2 separate regions of the Mus musculus genome follow, and region 2 is linked to region 1. Evidence: chromatin loops called from intact Hi-C (ENCODE). Cell type or tissue: left cerebral cortex. All regions are shown on one strand.

Region 1 (8,000 bases):
GCAGTGGGTGCCACATTTGGTCAAACTATTTAGCTCCCATCAAGCCTCTGTTAATTGTTTTGCAAGGTATCAGGGCCTCCTAAATCAAGTCAGGGCATGCAGGGGCTCCCAGCTCAGTGGCTGGCAGGTAGAAACCTGGCCTGGCTGAGAAAATCCATTTTCTTCCTCATTACTCTTTTTCTTTCACACACACACACACACACACACACACACACACACACTCTCTCTCTCTCTCTCTCTCTCTCTCTCTCTCTCTCTCTCTCATTAGTGGAAAAGCACGTGCCTCTGCTCATTGAATCCTCTAAAGCTGGTCACGTGTACACAGAGAACACATGTGATCACACCAACCAGGCTCTGGCCCAGTAACCCAGTAACCCAGAAGCAGGAATCTTACCAATGTCAAGACCTTTCCTGGCCACAAAGTCTCTGCCCCATCTGTGTTCTGGACAAGAGCTGTATCTGGGAAGTGGAGGGAAATGGCAAGTCTAACATGGAATTTTGCAAGGCTGAACTGACTGGAGTTCAGATTCAGTTCAGGCCTGCAAAATTATGGCAAAGTTTTGCATGCCAAAGTTGTTAGTCCCTCACAACAGTCTGCCTGTCCTTAGTCCTAGTCTTCACAGGCGAGCAAACTGACTCTCTGGGGGTGATGTCATCACCTGGACTAGTGTCACACACTGAGCAGTAAAGATGAGACTCAGTCCCGTCACATGGAACCCGAGGCACAAGCCCCTTAGCATATGCTTAACAGGGTTAAGCTCTCCTACGAGTCTGTGCAATGGACGCTATGCTATCTATCAGTGGAGGTCTCTGGCTTGAGTGTTCAAGCGAAAGGGAAAGGGCATGAGCGGAGAGGGGAAATGTCTCTGCTGCTGCTGCTGCCCAGGCCACCGCGGTTTCTCTGAGACCCTGTGCTGGCCAGAGGAGGGCTGGGTAATGATCAAGGTACAGGGGTGCTTCTGCAGCGAAAGCGTCCGGGAGAGCATTCTTTTCCCAGGAAGGTTACAGTTCTTTCTTTCTTTTTTTTTTTTTCCATTTTTTATTAGGTATTTAGCTCATTTACATTTCCAATGCTATACCAAAAGTCCCCCATACCCACCCACCCCCACTCCCCTACCCACCCACTCCCCCTCTTTGGCCCTGGCGTTCCCCTGTACTGGGGCATACAAAGTTTGCGTGTCCAATGGGCCTCTCTTTCCAGTGATGGCCGATTAGGCCATCTTTTGATACATATGCAGCTAGAGTCAAGAGCTCCGGGGTACTGGTTAGTTCATAATGTTGTTCCACCTATAGGGTTGCAGATCCCTTTAGCTCCTTGGGTTCTTTCTCTAGCTCCTCTATTGGGAGCCCTGTGATCCATCCATTAGCTGACTGTGAGCATCCACTTCTGTGTTTGCTAGGCCCCGGCATAGTCTCACAAGAGATAGCTACATCTGGGTCCTTTCAATAAAATCTTGCTAGGATAGCAAAAAGTCTTCTCAAGGATAAAAGAACCTCTGGTGGAATCACCATGCCTGACCTAAAGCTTTACTATAGAGCAATTGTGATAAAAACTGCATGGTACTGGTATAGAAACAGACAAGTAGACCAATGGAATAGAATTGAAGACCCAGAAATGAACCCACACACCTATGGTCACTTGATCTTCGACAAGGGAGCTAAAACCATCCAGTGGAAGAAAGACAGCATTTTCAACAATTGGTGCTGGCACAACTGGTTGTTATCATGTAGAAGAATGAGAATCGATCCATACTTATCTCCTTGTACTAAGGTCAAATCTAAGTGGATCAAAGAACTTCACATAAAATAAAACCAGAGACACTGAAACTTATAGAGGAGAAAGTGGGGAAAAGCCTTGAAGATATGGGCACAGGGGAAAAATTTCTGAACAGAACAGCAATGGCTTGTGCTGTAAGATTGAGAATTGACAAATGGGACCTAATGAAACTCCAAAGTTTCTGCAAGGCAAAAGACACCGTCAATAAGACAAAAAGACCACCAACAGATTGGGAAAGGATTTTTACCTATCCTAAATCAGATAGGGGGCTAATATCCAACATATATAAAGAACTCAAGAAGGTGGACTTCAGAAAATCGAACAACCCCATTAAAAAATGGGGCTCAGAACTGAACAAAGAATTCTCACCTGAGGAATACCGAATGGCAGAGAAGCACCTGAAAAAATGTTCAACATCCTTAATCATCAGGGAAATGCAAATCAAAACAACCCTGAGATTCCACCTCACACCAGTCAGAATGGCTAAGATCAAAAATTCAGGTGACAGCAGATGCTGGCATGGATGTGGAGAAAGAGGAACACTCCTCCATTGTTGGTGGGATTGCAGGCTTGTACAACCACTCTGGAAATCAGTCTGGCGGTTCCTCAGAAAATTGGACATAGTACTACCGGAGGATCCAGCAATACCTCTCCTGGGCATATATCCAGAAGATGCCCCAACTGGTAAGAAGGACACATGCTCCACTATGTTCATAGCAGCCTTGTTTATAATAGCCAGAAGCTGGAAAGAACCCAGATGCCCCTCAACAGAGGAATGGATACAGAAAATGTGGTACATCTACACAATGGAGTACTACTCAGCTATTAAAAAGAATGAATTTATGAAATTTCTAGCCAAATGGATGGACCTGGAGAGCATCATCCTGAGTGAGGTAACACATTCACAAAGGAACTCACACAATATGTACTCACTGATAAGTGGATATTAGCCCCAAACCTAGGATTCCCAAGATATAAGGTACAATTTGCTAAACACATGAAACTCAAGAAGAGTGAAGACTGAAGTGTGGACACTATGCCCCTCCTTAGAATTGGGAACAAAACACCCATGGAAGGAGTTACAGAGACAAAGTTTGGAGCTGAGATGAAAGGATGGACCATGTAGAGACTGCCATATCCAGGGATCCACCCCATAATCAGCATCCAAACGCTGACACCATTGCATACCCTAGGGTTACAGTTCTAATCAGACAGATGCTCTTAGGCGATGGAGTAATTCTCTCACACTATTTACTCCTTCTGGATAGAATCTTAGATACATTTTGGGGTGAGTTGGGGTCTGACAGCAGGTGCTTCCTATTGGCTTGGTCTGAGATGTTCGGGATGCCTCATCTGCAAAGGGCCTTGTGGGTGCTGCCCCTATGTGACTGACGGTCACAACTCTTTCTATGGGGAGCTGTGGCTGTGTGACAGGGGCCTGGTGTCCGGAGCAGGTGAAGCTCCTATAGTCCCTTTGGGTCCCTGGGGCTTCCAACCCAGCTCAAACTTACCAGGTTACCTCTCTCGGTCCTCTGCCCCACATTCTCTCAGCGAGCCACGCTCAATCATCAACTCTATATTACGTTTCCACGTCATAGTACTCGATTTGAAAAGCAGCAGGCTATTGTGGATGCTACATCAATGGTATTTGAAGAAAATAAACAAACAAATAAAACATAATCATAAAACACTTTCTTCAAAGTGAAACAGAGTCCAAAGAAATCGTTAATCTGTTTTTGTTTCGTTTGTTTTTCATTTTTTTTTAAAGCCTCCCTGATGAATTCAGCTGAGAAAGAGGCTACTGAGTGGCAGCCCCCGTCCTCAGGGTGATCAGCTGATCTGCCGATTCTGGGAGCAGGTGTCCCCTCCATGCAGAGCAAGCGTCCCCAGGTGGGGCTGCAGCTTCCTTCCTTTCTCTCCCTGTGAGCGGCTGAATGAGTGACAGCTTAGTTTCCCCATGAGTACAAATGCCACTTGTGACCAATTCGGTCTTCCAGGAAGAGACCTCGAGACCTGCATGGTAATCTACATCATGTTCAGCTCTTTTTGAAAAACATGAGCTGGGCAGTGGTGGCCCATGCCTTTAATTCCAGCACTTGGGAGGCAGAGGCAGGTGGATTTCTGAGTTCGAGGCCAGCCTGGTCTACAGGGTGAGTTCCAGGACAGCCAGGGCTACACAGAGAAACCCTGTCTCGAAAACCAAAGCAAAGCAAAGCAAAGCAAAGCAAAGCAAAGCAAAGCAAAGCAAACCAAACCAAACCAAACCAAACCAAACCAACAAAAAAGAAAGAAAGAAAGAAAGAAAGAAAGAAAGAAAGAAAGGCAGACGTGGGAACTGTCCCTTTATGTGATTCTTGTCTTGCTCAAATCAATTCTGGGGAGTTTCACAGGATCCTGGGACTCTCTAAGAAGGTCACTTGTGGAAATCCCTGGAGTTTGTTCTTGGGAAGCCTGGATGGTATCTTCAGAGACAAGAAGGGTCTATTTGCCATATAGGATGAAGAAACAGACCTCGAAGTAGAATCCTTCAGTGCCCCAGTACTATCAGTGTGAACCAGAGTTCTCTGAAAAAATAAAAAGAACACACCTATATTAAAGATTAGAATTCCTGCAACTGCCATGAGTTGGGATGTTGCAGATCTAGGACCTAATTATCCTGATTATCTCTAGCCCTTCGACAACCATTCATGGCCCTTCTGGGTGTCCGATCTAATGTCCTTGTAAGTATCAGACGAAGCAATCTGAAATGTAGTAGATAAGCGGACTGCTGATGTCCATTAACCCAAAGGCTAAGAATGCCTGTAGCAGAGAGTTCTCTGCTGTGACTGCGTGTTTCCCACCCATGTGTCTGGAAAATGCCTTGATTCATGCCTTTCTTGGCTTCTGTAACTATAAAAACTTGACGAAACTCTTACCAGTTTCAGGTTTGGCATTTGGCGGTAACTGTCACTCAAATTTGTCTCCAGAATAGACGCTACCTATTCCCTTAGGAGTGAGAGCTGTGCTTTTTCGTAGGTGGATGCTGGAATGAGCTGGAGAGAATGAGCGGCCTTGTGTGGTGAGCCGGTTCCTGAGCAGCGTTGCGTGGTGAGCAGGCTCCTTCTTCTCCAGGCGGGTGAGGCTGGGAAGCAGCTCCGGGCTTTGGGTATAAGACGCGTATTTGCATCATCATGGGACAAGTACAAAGCTTTGTAATAGAAAAGAAATGTCAACGTATAGCAAAGCTGTGGACGAAAACTTCCATACCCAGCAGATGGGAATTAAACTGGCTTTGATGAAGTCCCCATTAAAGAGGCTTAGAGAGGGAGTCATTTTCCTTTTCAGAGATAGAGACAGCTACCCTCTGAAGTCGAGGCTGTGAATAGGCTCCGGGTAACTCCGTTTCAATAGAATGCTTCCTCCTCTTTGCATGAATTGCTGTTGACCGTCTCTGAACATCTTCTGTCTTCCTTGCCAATCGTCTTCCATTTGTCTTGTCTCTGAATAGAATGGTACCAAAGCCATCCATGGAAAAGCTGCCCTGAATTAGGCAGACATAAGCCTGCTGGCAACAGCAGAGTTTGGATGGCTGCTGCTAGGCTGCTATCTTGCCTCTCCAGGAGGCAGGACAGCATTGGGGGGGGAAGGGTGGCAAGTCAGCCGAGTTGGTGCATTGCTGAGAAGTGCTTCTGTATCATTCAGTGCCTTCTCCTTAAATGAAATGATTTCCAGAATTCTAACATTTCAGATGGCCAAAAGGCAAGGGAAGGAAGCCTGAGATGAAGGGGGAAAAAAAGGCCAAAGCAACAAAACAAACCACTTTTCAAAACCAATGAAATGAAATGCCAGCTTTGACCTGTTATAGTAGGTACAAAGAGAATGTCCCCACAGATAAGGGCCAGTCTACATAGTGACCCTTGTAACCTGACTAAGAAGGCCTTAAGGTTGCCCTTAGATTGGCTAAACTCCCTCCCTCCCTCCCTCCCTCCCTCCCTCCCTCCCTCCCTCCCTCCCTCCCTCCCTCCTCTTCCCCTTCCCTCTTTCCTTCTTTCCTTCCTTCTTTCCTTCCTTCTTTCCTTCCTTCTTTCCTTCCTTCCTTCCTTCCTTCCTTCCTTCCTTCCTTCCTTCCTTCCTTCCTTCCTTCCTTCCTCCCTCCCTCCCTCCCTCCCTCCCTCCCTCCCTCCCTTCTTTCCTTCCTTTAAATATACATTTTTATTTGTTGAGCAGAAAACACATTAGCAATAATACTGATACAGGAAAAGTAGGGTGTCTTTGAATTAAAAAGAGGCCCTCCTTCTTACTTCAGGTGGGGGGTTATCTCAGGAGTAGGGGCGCCAGACACTCAGTCACCCAACACTTCCACCAGGTTAGTGGCCTCCAGGCTTTTGTCTTGTGAACCTAAAGAATGAAAGCTGTAGATTACAATGGTGAATTTTAGGTGGGGTATCATTGAGCTGCTGGTCTGGGGGTGTGAAGGTTTGTATATCCTTGGACTAGGGAGTGGTACCATCTGAAGGTGTGGCCTTGTTGGAATAGGTGTGACCTGGTTGGAATGGGTGTGTCACATTGGGTGTGGGTATAAGATCCTCACCCTAGTTGCCCAGAAGTCAGTCTTCCACTAGCAGCCTTTGGATGAAGACATAGAACTCTCAGCTCCTCCTGCGCCATGCCTGCCTGGATACTGCCATGCTCCCACCTTGATGATAATGGACTGAACCTCTGAACCTGTAAGCCAGCCCCAATTAAATGTTGTTGTTGTTGTTTTTTATAAGACTTGCCTTGGTCATGGTGTCTGTTCACAGCAGTAAAACCCTAACTAAGACAGGGGGCATCAGGGCTGTTAGCAGAAGTTGGGGCGAGGCATGGGGAGATGTAACCCATGGGATGTCAGTCGTATCCTCAAGTGTGGATTGAGTCAGGCGTAAAAGACAGCAGAATCAGGAAGCAGCAGTTCCTTCTGGCATCTCTCAGCACTGCTGTTTTGTGGTCCCTGCTCCGTGTGGCCAGTTTCCACATCTTGCTCTCAACACACTGAGCATCTATAACAGAACTGCTCTTCTGTCTCGGGGATCTCAGGAAGAAGTGGATCTGTGAAGCTTCCCTGAGGAAAGCACTGGTGGACGGCTGTGCTTAGCAGAGTGCTGAGGAGTCTGGGATCTCGGTTCCATGAGAGAGGACTTGATCTCACCTCTGTGGCTTGGTGTGTGATGGATGTCTCTGTGAGTCACTTTTCTTACCTGTAAAGCTGGAGTTAAAGGACAGACAAACTGTTGTGAGAATTATAGACTTGAATGCAAGATGCGCAGCGCAGTGCTCACCTCAGGGTGCTCATTCAGAACTTCTGCAGAGACACTCGTCATTATAGTCTGACCAACCAAGAACGACCTTCACCAACCACGTATGACCTTAACCATCACATGGAACCTTAAGCAACAAAGTGTGACCTCAACCCTGCAAGTGTGACCTTAAACCAACCAAGTATGTCCATAAACACTCAAGCCGTGACCTTAACCAAGCACGCATGACCTTAATCACCCAGGTGTAGCCTTCCCTGATCAAGCACGACCTTAATCTTCCAAGTAAACTTAAGGAAGAAACAGAGTAACTGGGGAAACAGTTTCATACCTGTGTGCAATGTTCCAATCATTTAACTAAACACCACTTTTATTTGGAAACTTTAATTGGCTAGGGAATCTCCACTTCTAGCAATTAAGGGAAGTAACCAGATGGCAATATGGATAGGAAATTTTGTCTATAAATAATGCTTCAATAAAAACAGAGCAACTTTAGAGTTAAACTTTGGTATCAAAGGGCCCATCTAAAAAAATAGAAAATAAATCCTTGGGCCAAATATTTTTTTATGCCTAACTCTTTCTTCTATGACCTTTAAATGTGATTGGTTTAAATATATTGGATTATTATTATTATTATTGTTGGTATTATAGCCTTTTATGGGTGGAGATTAAAAAAAACTGCTATCACTTTTTTGTCAGAGTGCAACATTTTGCCTTTATTTAGGAAAGCTGGGAGTGAGGAAAGCCGAGCTAAGGAAGTTTCCAGAAGTTGAGAAGTTGAGGTGGGGTTAGTGGGCAGGGGCAGGAGACTCAGAACACAGAGGACTTGATTCTGGGGGGTCTGCTCTGCTCCTCGTGACTCCCCCACTCTCTCCCTCAGTCAGAGGACTCTGGGGAAGTAAAGGAAGGAGACCTGGAGTGGCTGAAAGAACAAGATCATCCTTCGGAGG
Region 2 (8,000 bases), 73 kb after region 1:
TCGGGATGTAAAGTGAGTACAATTATAAAAAGAAAGAGAGAGAGAGACAGAGAGAGACAGAGAGAGAGAGAGAGAGAGAGAGAGAGGTCCATCAATGTAGTTATTAATTTGTGTGCAAACTCTAGGTCCTCCTGGGAACAGACTGACTTCTCAGAGTATTGTGTTGGTTAACCACATCGCTGGCTGCCAGGCATTTCAATGCTCTGGCAATGCTGAGAGACTCACTTCAGCTTCCTGGCCCTGGTTTCCTTGCCTGGAAAATTAGAGATTGCCTCTTTTTAGGACCTTCTTAGCTGTATCTATCCATGAGGTCTTGGTTTATGCCTTTCTTTTCTCTGAGGACTGTCACCAGAAAAGTAGCTCTATGGTTACATTGTCAACAAGCTTGTGTATACAAGGGACACACAGGGACCTTTCTATGGGCAGATCTCTGAATTTGTGGCAATGTCTGTTTTTATGAAGGATACAGCGAGACAAGGGGTTTGCAAACTTTTTGCAAAGGTCAAGGTAAATACTTTTGGTTTTGCAAACTAGTCACAATTAGTTCTGAGTTTATAGTGGAAATCAGCCCCGCAATATGCAAATTAGGGGTGTGGCCATGAAAAACAACACCTGATTTTCAAAAGTAGGTAGTGGCTTTGATTTGGCTTATGGATCATAGTTTACATATCTAATAGGAGGATGTTCAAATATATAAAAAAGTAGATACTTGATTTTTAAATGGCACACTGAAATACGTGATCAATGACTTACACAGCTAACAACTACCTTTGATCATGACAATTCTACTTTAAATGAATTTAAAGGTTAGCTATGTATTCCCTAAGCATAAAAACCAAACATATTAGCATGAGGAAATACTTGGATTAGTAAGAAATAAAATGCTGATAAGCAGTGCCAACTTAATCACTCTGACCAGGCTCTGTCATGCAAGAATGGAGAACAAGTGTACCTGACCTAGACTGAGGAGATAATCCACAGGGCCTGTTCTAGCATGTGGGATGGGAAGCCACTAGGAGAGACTGATTTTCACTGAGGTGGGTGATTTTGAGATTACTATCTGCCTTAGTTTGGGTTTCTATTGCTGTGAAGAGACACCATGACAATGGCGACACTTACAAAGGAAAACGTTTAATTGGGTCTGGCTTACAGATCGGAGGTTTAGTCCATTATCATCACAGTTGAAAGCATGGCGGCATGGCAGCATGCTGGCAGACTCGATCCTGGAGAAGGTACTGAGAGTTCTACATCTGGATCAGCAGGCAGCAGGAAGAAGGTGAGACACTGGGCCTGGCTTGAGTGTCTAAGACCTGAAATTCCACACCCGGTGACACTTTTCTTCCAACGAGGCCACACCTATTTCAAGAAGGCCATGACTCTTAATGGTGCCACTCCTGATGGGTCCATGGGCGCCACTTTCATGCAAATCATCACACTGCCGAAATACCAGGATCAGGATGTAGCTCAGTAGGAGAATGGTTGCCTAGCAAGCACAAATTCTCCATTTGATTTCAAGCACTGAGAGAAAAAAACCATTTGGTTGCATGCAATTAATCAACAATATTAAAAAAAATAATTTCTGGTTCTCTCCTGTCTATTCTATATTAATTTGTAAAGATTTCCCCCTGATTAAAAAAAATGAACCAGAACCAAAAAATTAAAAAAAAAATCATCTTTTATTTATTAGCAGTGCAGAGAGCAAGCAGGGAAAAGAGGTCATTTGCTGTAACCACACTCTTGTGCAGAGTATAGCTGGAGACTTGTCTGGGAGACTTAAGAGTGGCAAAGAAAATGATCCCACTGTTCCAAAGTACCCCTCTCCCCCATAAATCACTGTAATGATGATGTCGTTCATTTTGGTCCTTTGCTTTTGTGGCAAGCAGCCAATATCCCCTCTGTGGCCTTTCCCCAATGTCTGCTATATCAGGCCCGTTGACCAGGTGAGTAAAACAAACACCCACTGAGTGTGTGCCTGGAAATGAGAGCAAGCAACATTTAGATGCCCTGTGAGGTAGACCCCAGCCTGCAGATACAGAGCAGTAAGTGACCCTGAGGAAATCAGCAGCAGGATTTCACGATATGCATGAAAGTCAACAACTGGGCTTCATCGCTGTGTACAAACACATCGATACACTGAGTGTCCTTCCTTCTGGCTGCTTGCTACCAACACTCAGGGATGTAAAAGCCTTATGGGGAAAGAAACAAGTGTTTTTTTTTTTTTTTTGTCTACAAAGGGGCATTTTATATAATTACCTCACTCTTTCTGATATCTCTCCTACATCTTAGGAGGAAATCAAAGCCCAGAGAGGTTAAGTAAAATAACTTTATCCAAATCGTACAACCAATACACTATATCTCGAGCCTCTGATTTGACTTAATTGTCATGGGGTGTAACTTGAACATTGGAACATGGGGATTTTCAAATCTCCCTGGCTGATACCAGCCTGCAGCCAGCCGCAGTGGGACTAAATGGCCTCCAGAGATGGCGTGATGTTATGATAAGGGCTGACAGCCTTCCAGGCTCATCTGGAGGTTGTTCATGGGAGGCTTAACAAACACAAACTGTCCCGACACAGAGAAGTTGTAAACTCTTTAATGTTTCTGGTTACATTGGCTTTTTTTTTTTTTTTTTTTAATTTTGGTCCAAATCATGCTAAATTTCATGGCCTTGTGTAAATGCTCCGGACAGGTTGATGCCCTTCCAGACTGTGTCTCCCAGGGACCTGTAGATAGGAATTATGAAGTGTTGTAAACTATAAACCTGGGATTTGATTTTCGAAAGAAAGCATGCTACCCCAATAAAAATGATGGAATATGTACTTTCAGAAAGGGCAGCCATGAGTGACACCAAGCTCAGACATTTTTCTTCTTGATTTTTTTTAGGGGGTGTGGGGTGGGGGAAGCATTCCTAATTTAGCAGAATGTAAGTTTGGCTTGATTCTTGGGGTAAGGGCCTGGGGAGGCAAAGGGGAGGTGCCATCTGAATCCAGAGTGTGTAGGAAAAGGTCGATATCTGATATTGTCTATAAACTCAGTTCAGAGACATGACAGCTATGAAATCAAGCTGTCCTTGGATCTGTAGAGGCGCTGACATTTTTCAGTGACAGTGTTTTGTAGTTAAGGACCCAGTCGTATGGCACTTTGCGGTTTATAAAGCATATTTACATACATTCTATGGCAGGGTGAAGACAGAATGCCCCAGTTCTTCACTCTTCCCAGGATAGGCGCCGCGTCAATGTGATTTGATAGCCAATAGGCCACTTTCAGTCTGGGCTGGCCTTGTGACTTGTTTTAAGTAATAGAATGTAGTGTAACTAATGTGCCAGACTCTGACCCAAGGACAAAGGAGGAAGTCATGCTTTCTTTCTCAGGACCCCTGATTTTCTGTACTGGGGCCAGCTTAGCCTAGCCTGTCCAGATGGGGAACTACATGGAGCACAGACAGCCATTGCAGTGAGCCTACCACATATCAGCCAAGATGCCGATAACTATCTCCACCACACCCCCAAGCCCAACAAAAGCCCATGACTCGTTAAGCTACTTAGACATAGAAGTGGTAAATTAGTTGTTTTTTTCTTTCTGACATTAAGTCATTGTGAGAGAAAGCTAAAAAACCACCTTTTGGTGACTCCAGAAAGCATGATAATCATTGTTGCAGAGAAGGTGGGTGGCTTCAATTCAGTGCCTTTGTAGTTGGTGAAAACCTAGGGGTCTGGCATCCACTAGTTGTAGAAACTGGGGCTGATTGAGTTTTCAGAACTGGTTCCTATAGCTAGAAAGTGATATAATAGAATTTCCCTTGCAGAGTCACTCTGAAGATTACAGTAGCTAAGCCGTGTAAAGGGCTAAGTTCATGTAAACACTGTAAATTTGAGCTCTTACAATGATAGCGATATCAAGAATTACTCAAGGTTTCATGTTTGGGAGTCAGGGACCAAGTCTTCAAGTTAGTTTTGAAAGCAGGGTTCCTGATTCCTGACTAAGACAGTTGTTATTTCCCTCTCCTTCCCATTTCTGCTTTCTGATCTCATCTGAGAGCTTATTTTAAGTTTCTAACTCACCAGCAGGCTGTTCTAGTTCATAAGACCTTCTAAAAAAGTTAAAGTGAGCTGAAGTGCAATGAGTTATCTGATTCAAGATTTATTAGGGAGAAGGCAGAATATTCTTATAGGAAAACAATGGGCCTATCATCCCGTAGTTGCCCGTAAAACCAGAACCGTCTCCCACACAGATCTCTTAGGCATGAAGAAAGCTTGCTAGACAGAAATCTGAATAGCTGGGCTCAAAGGCAGAGGAACTTCTAAATATAGAAGTTAGCAATGTCTGATGACACTGTGACCCCACAGGTATTTTCACAAAGTGAATGTTTTGATGCATATTCTAGGATTCAGAAAACAAAAACAAAAAACAAACAAAAGAACAACAGCCCACTAATAGTGCTTTGCTCCTGAAGCATTTTCTCTTTATCCTGCAGGAAGATTCTTTTCATGCCATAGTCAGCTCTCATTTGCCTGCCTCTGCCTACTTGAGGCTACATCTTCATTCTTGTGCTTTTACTTTCTTGAAAGGAAGGGAGCTCCGGGGAGCAAGCTTCTTAGTCTAGTTTGACCCACTGTGCCCATTTGTTCAGTACAATGCTTTGTTCAGATGGGGTTTCTTCACCAGCTCCTCATCAGCCAGAAGGCTTTCTGTCCAGTGCTTAGGGGTGTGTTGGTCAGCAAGCATTGCTCGTGGAAGAGCGTTAGGTACAGATGTTCTTGGGAAGAGATCTGTGTGTCCCACTGTCTAAACTTCCCCAAAGAAGGGAAATATATATCAAGATTATTTGTGGAAACAATTACTCAGTGCTGTTGGCTGCATCAGAATGTCTCTTAAGTAAGATTTGGAAGCCTGCTATTAATCAAGTTGCCTTGGGAAAGATCACCACTTCCCTCAGGATCCCGCTTTTAGCAGCAAAAAGCAGATGTTTTTCTAGATAAGAAACAAGCATTTTCAACGAAGCATGCCGAGTTTAGTCATCGAGAAACAGGGAATCTAATGTACGCACACGGTTGTGCTCCCCCCCCCCCGGATTATTCCCTCCAATCAAGCTAACAAGACCTGGTTGCCCGCTTTCTGGGGTTGCTGGAATTTCTCTTTTGGATCAAGATTTTCTATCATTTCTAGCTTCAACCTAGTTTAACCATGAAAAGCCTAATGATTTAACCTGGGTATAATTCTATGCCTGTTTTAAATAAATCAGTGATTGTGGACATGCAAGCATACTTTTTGAAAACATGCCCACTTATGTTATCCTTTTAGAATTTCTACTTCTTTGAGAAGTTTATTTTGTGAGTATTGGTGCTTTGACTCAAATATATTCATGCACCATGCATATACTTAGAACCTGTGGAATCCAGGAGAGGGCATCCAATTTCTTGTAACTAGAGTTATTATAGACAGTTATTAGCTGCCACATGGGTGCTGGGAATAGAATCTAGGTCCTCTGGCAGAATAGCCAGTGCTCTTAAGTTCTGAGCTATCTTCCTAACCCTGAACTGTCCACTGCTTTATATAATCTTTGACATTCCATTAAGTAGCAAACCAAATGATATTTTGAATTAAAAATGTCTTAAATTCTACTTGTATTTTATGAAAATGACAAGTCTAAAGAAGATCACTCATTCAGTTTGTAGCATAAAAACAAGATTTTTGCCTGTTTGATATTTGCCTTTCCCACATGATTGTTAAGGCAGAGACTCTCATAGCAAAGAGAAGGATATATAGCCAGGCAATGAACCCTCCCATCCTTTAGCAGCAGGGAGACTTAAATCCTTGAAGTCAGCATTGGGTGGTACTGTGAGGGTGACTTAGGCTGTACACTCTATGGTGCAGTCCTTCAGGTGTTCCATTTGATGACTTTCATGGTTGACCTCTTCTAGAAGAGCTCTCATCACCAGAAAAGAGAACAAACCCGTGTGGTACAGCACATTTTATTATAAATGCTGTCATTAGCTACTTAATCCCTTTCTCTGCAAAGCCCCATTAGTGGTGTGAGCACAGGCAGTGAAACAACCTGAAAGTTGACTCAAGGGTAAATCTCAAGGTCTCTAATGTACACTTTCCACAGTCCGTTGGTAGAACCATGTTGCCCTGCCTCTGCCTGCTAATGTCCTTTCTGTTTAGTGACCGTAGAGCAATAGGCCTCAAGCTGTGGGTTGCATCTCTCACTGGGGTGGGTTCAACTATCTTTCAAAGGAGTCAATCCTCCATTGCTGGTGGGATTGCAAGCTTGTACAACTACTCTGGAAATCAGTTTGGTGGTTCCTCAGAAAACTGGATATAGTACTACCAGTAGATCCAGCGATACCTCTCCTGGGCATATACCCAGAAGATGTTCCAACTGTTAATAAGGACACATGATCCACTATGTTCATAGCAGCCCTATTTATAATAGCCAGAAGCTGGAAAGAACCCAGATGTCCCTCAACAGAGGAATGGATACAGAAAATGTGGTACATTTACACAGTGGAGTACTACTCAGCTATTAAAAACAATGAATTTATGAAATTCTTGGGCAAATGGATGTATCTGGAGGATATCATCCTGAGTGAGATAACCCAATCACAAAAAAGTCACTTGATATGCACTCACTGATAAATGGATATTAGCCCAGAAAGCTAGAATACCCAAGATATAACTTCTAAAACACAAGAAAATCAAGAAGGAAGACCAACTCATGGATACTTCATTCCTCCCTAGAATAGGGAATAAAATATCCATGGAAGGAGTTGCAGACACAAAGTTTGGAGCTAAGACAAAAAGATGGACTATCCAGAGACTGCCCCACAGGGGTCCATCCCATAATCAGCCACTAAACGCAGACACTATTGCATATGCCAGCAAGATTTTGCTGAAAGGGCCCTGATATAGCTGTCTCCTGTGAAGCTTTGCCAGTGCCTGGCAAATACAGAAGTGGATGCTCATAGTCATCTATAGGATGGAACACAGGACCCCCAATGTAGGAGCTAGAGAAAGTACCCAAGAGTTGAAGGGGTCTGCAACCCTATAGGTGGAACAACAATATGAACTAATCAGTATTCCCTGAACTTGTGTCTCTAGCTGCATATGTAGCAGAAGAAGGCCTAGTTGGCCATCATTGGGAAGAGAGGCTCCTTGGTCTAGTAAACTTTATATGCCCCAGTACAAGGGAAAGCCAGGGCCAAGAAGTGGGAGTGAGTGGGTAGGGGAGCAGAGCGGGGGGAGGGTATAGGGGACTTTTGGGATAGCATTTGAAATGTAAATGAAGAAAATATCTAATAAAAAAAGAAAAAAAGGAGTCACCTAAGACCATCAGAAAATGCAGACATTGACATTATGATTCATAAAAGTAGTACAATTACATTCTTAAAGAAGCAAAGGAGAATACTTTATGGCTGGGGGGAGGGGCTCACCATAATATGAAGTATTGTACTAAAAGGTCACAGCATTAGGAAGGCTGAGAACCAGTAGTGTAGAGACACCATAAACTTGAGAATAGGGCCATCATACATCTTTATCCTCTACCCCAATGTCCCAGTTGGCTTTGAACTTGATACGTATGATGCTTGTCACTAAATCTAATCATAGTTCAGTGGAGTGGTGTAAAAGTATGGGGCTTTTACATGCCTGCCCTTGCTCTGAAATATTGACACAGGGACCTGGTATATTTATCAAAAGCCTCAGGGACTAAGCTGAGCAGACTCTGATGTATTCTAACCTGACTATGCTGGCTTGGCCTGCTTCCCAGTCTACTTTCTAGCCACGTGTCCAGTTACCTGTTATGTTGGTCTCACCCTGGCATCCTTCCTTCTTGTTCTTATGATGAGTCCTCCGTCCCATCTGAGACCTTCTGCCTCTCTCAGGGCATGAAAGTCCTGCCTTATACTCTTCTATCCAGCTATGGGGGAAAAGGTCTTTATTAAGCAATCAGAAGATGATGGAGAGCAATGTTTTATAAAATACGGAGTTAGGAAATGCTT

Evidence for each region. Hi-C counts contacts between places; a loop is a spot of excess contacts. Peaks named below come from ENCODE experiments on the same cell type or tissue, not always from the same donor. Only the 100,000 strongest peaks of a DNase experiment are listed, where the experiment ranks them.
Region 2: a loop joins it to region 1, with 2.1 times the contacts of the local background. A loop is called at or near these places in 3 of 42 quality-filtered maps.

What each region holds. Positions count from the first base shown.
Region 1 is chr17:82,947,347-82,955,346 of GRCm38, reverse strand. Gm34265 (a long non-coding RNA gene) reads left to right here. Exons shown (of 7, transcript XR_877010.2): 2 at 4,793-4,864. Among named protein-coding and RNA genes, the nearest start is that of Gm34265, 5.1 kb to the left of the region's middle. In left cerebral cortex, no CTCF peak of the experiment used is centred here; a DNase peak (open chromatin) is centred at 4,807.
Region 2 is chr17:82,874,277-82,882,276 of GRCm38, reverse strand. The region is part of intron 4 of Gm34265 (a long non-coding RNA gene); the gene reads left to right. The region is part of intron 1 of Gm41629 (a long non-coding RNA gene); the gene reads right to left. Among named protein-coding and RNA genes, the nearest start is that of Gm41629, 6.4 kb to the right of the region's middle. In left cerebral cortex, no CTCF peak of the experiment used is centred here; a DNase peak (open chromatin) is centred at 4,004.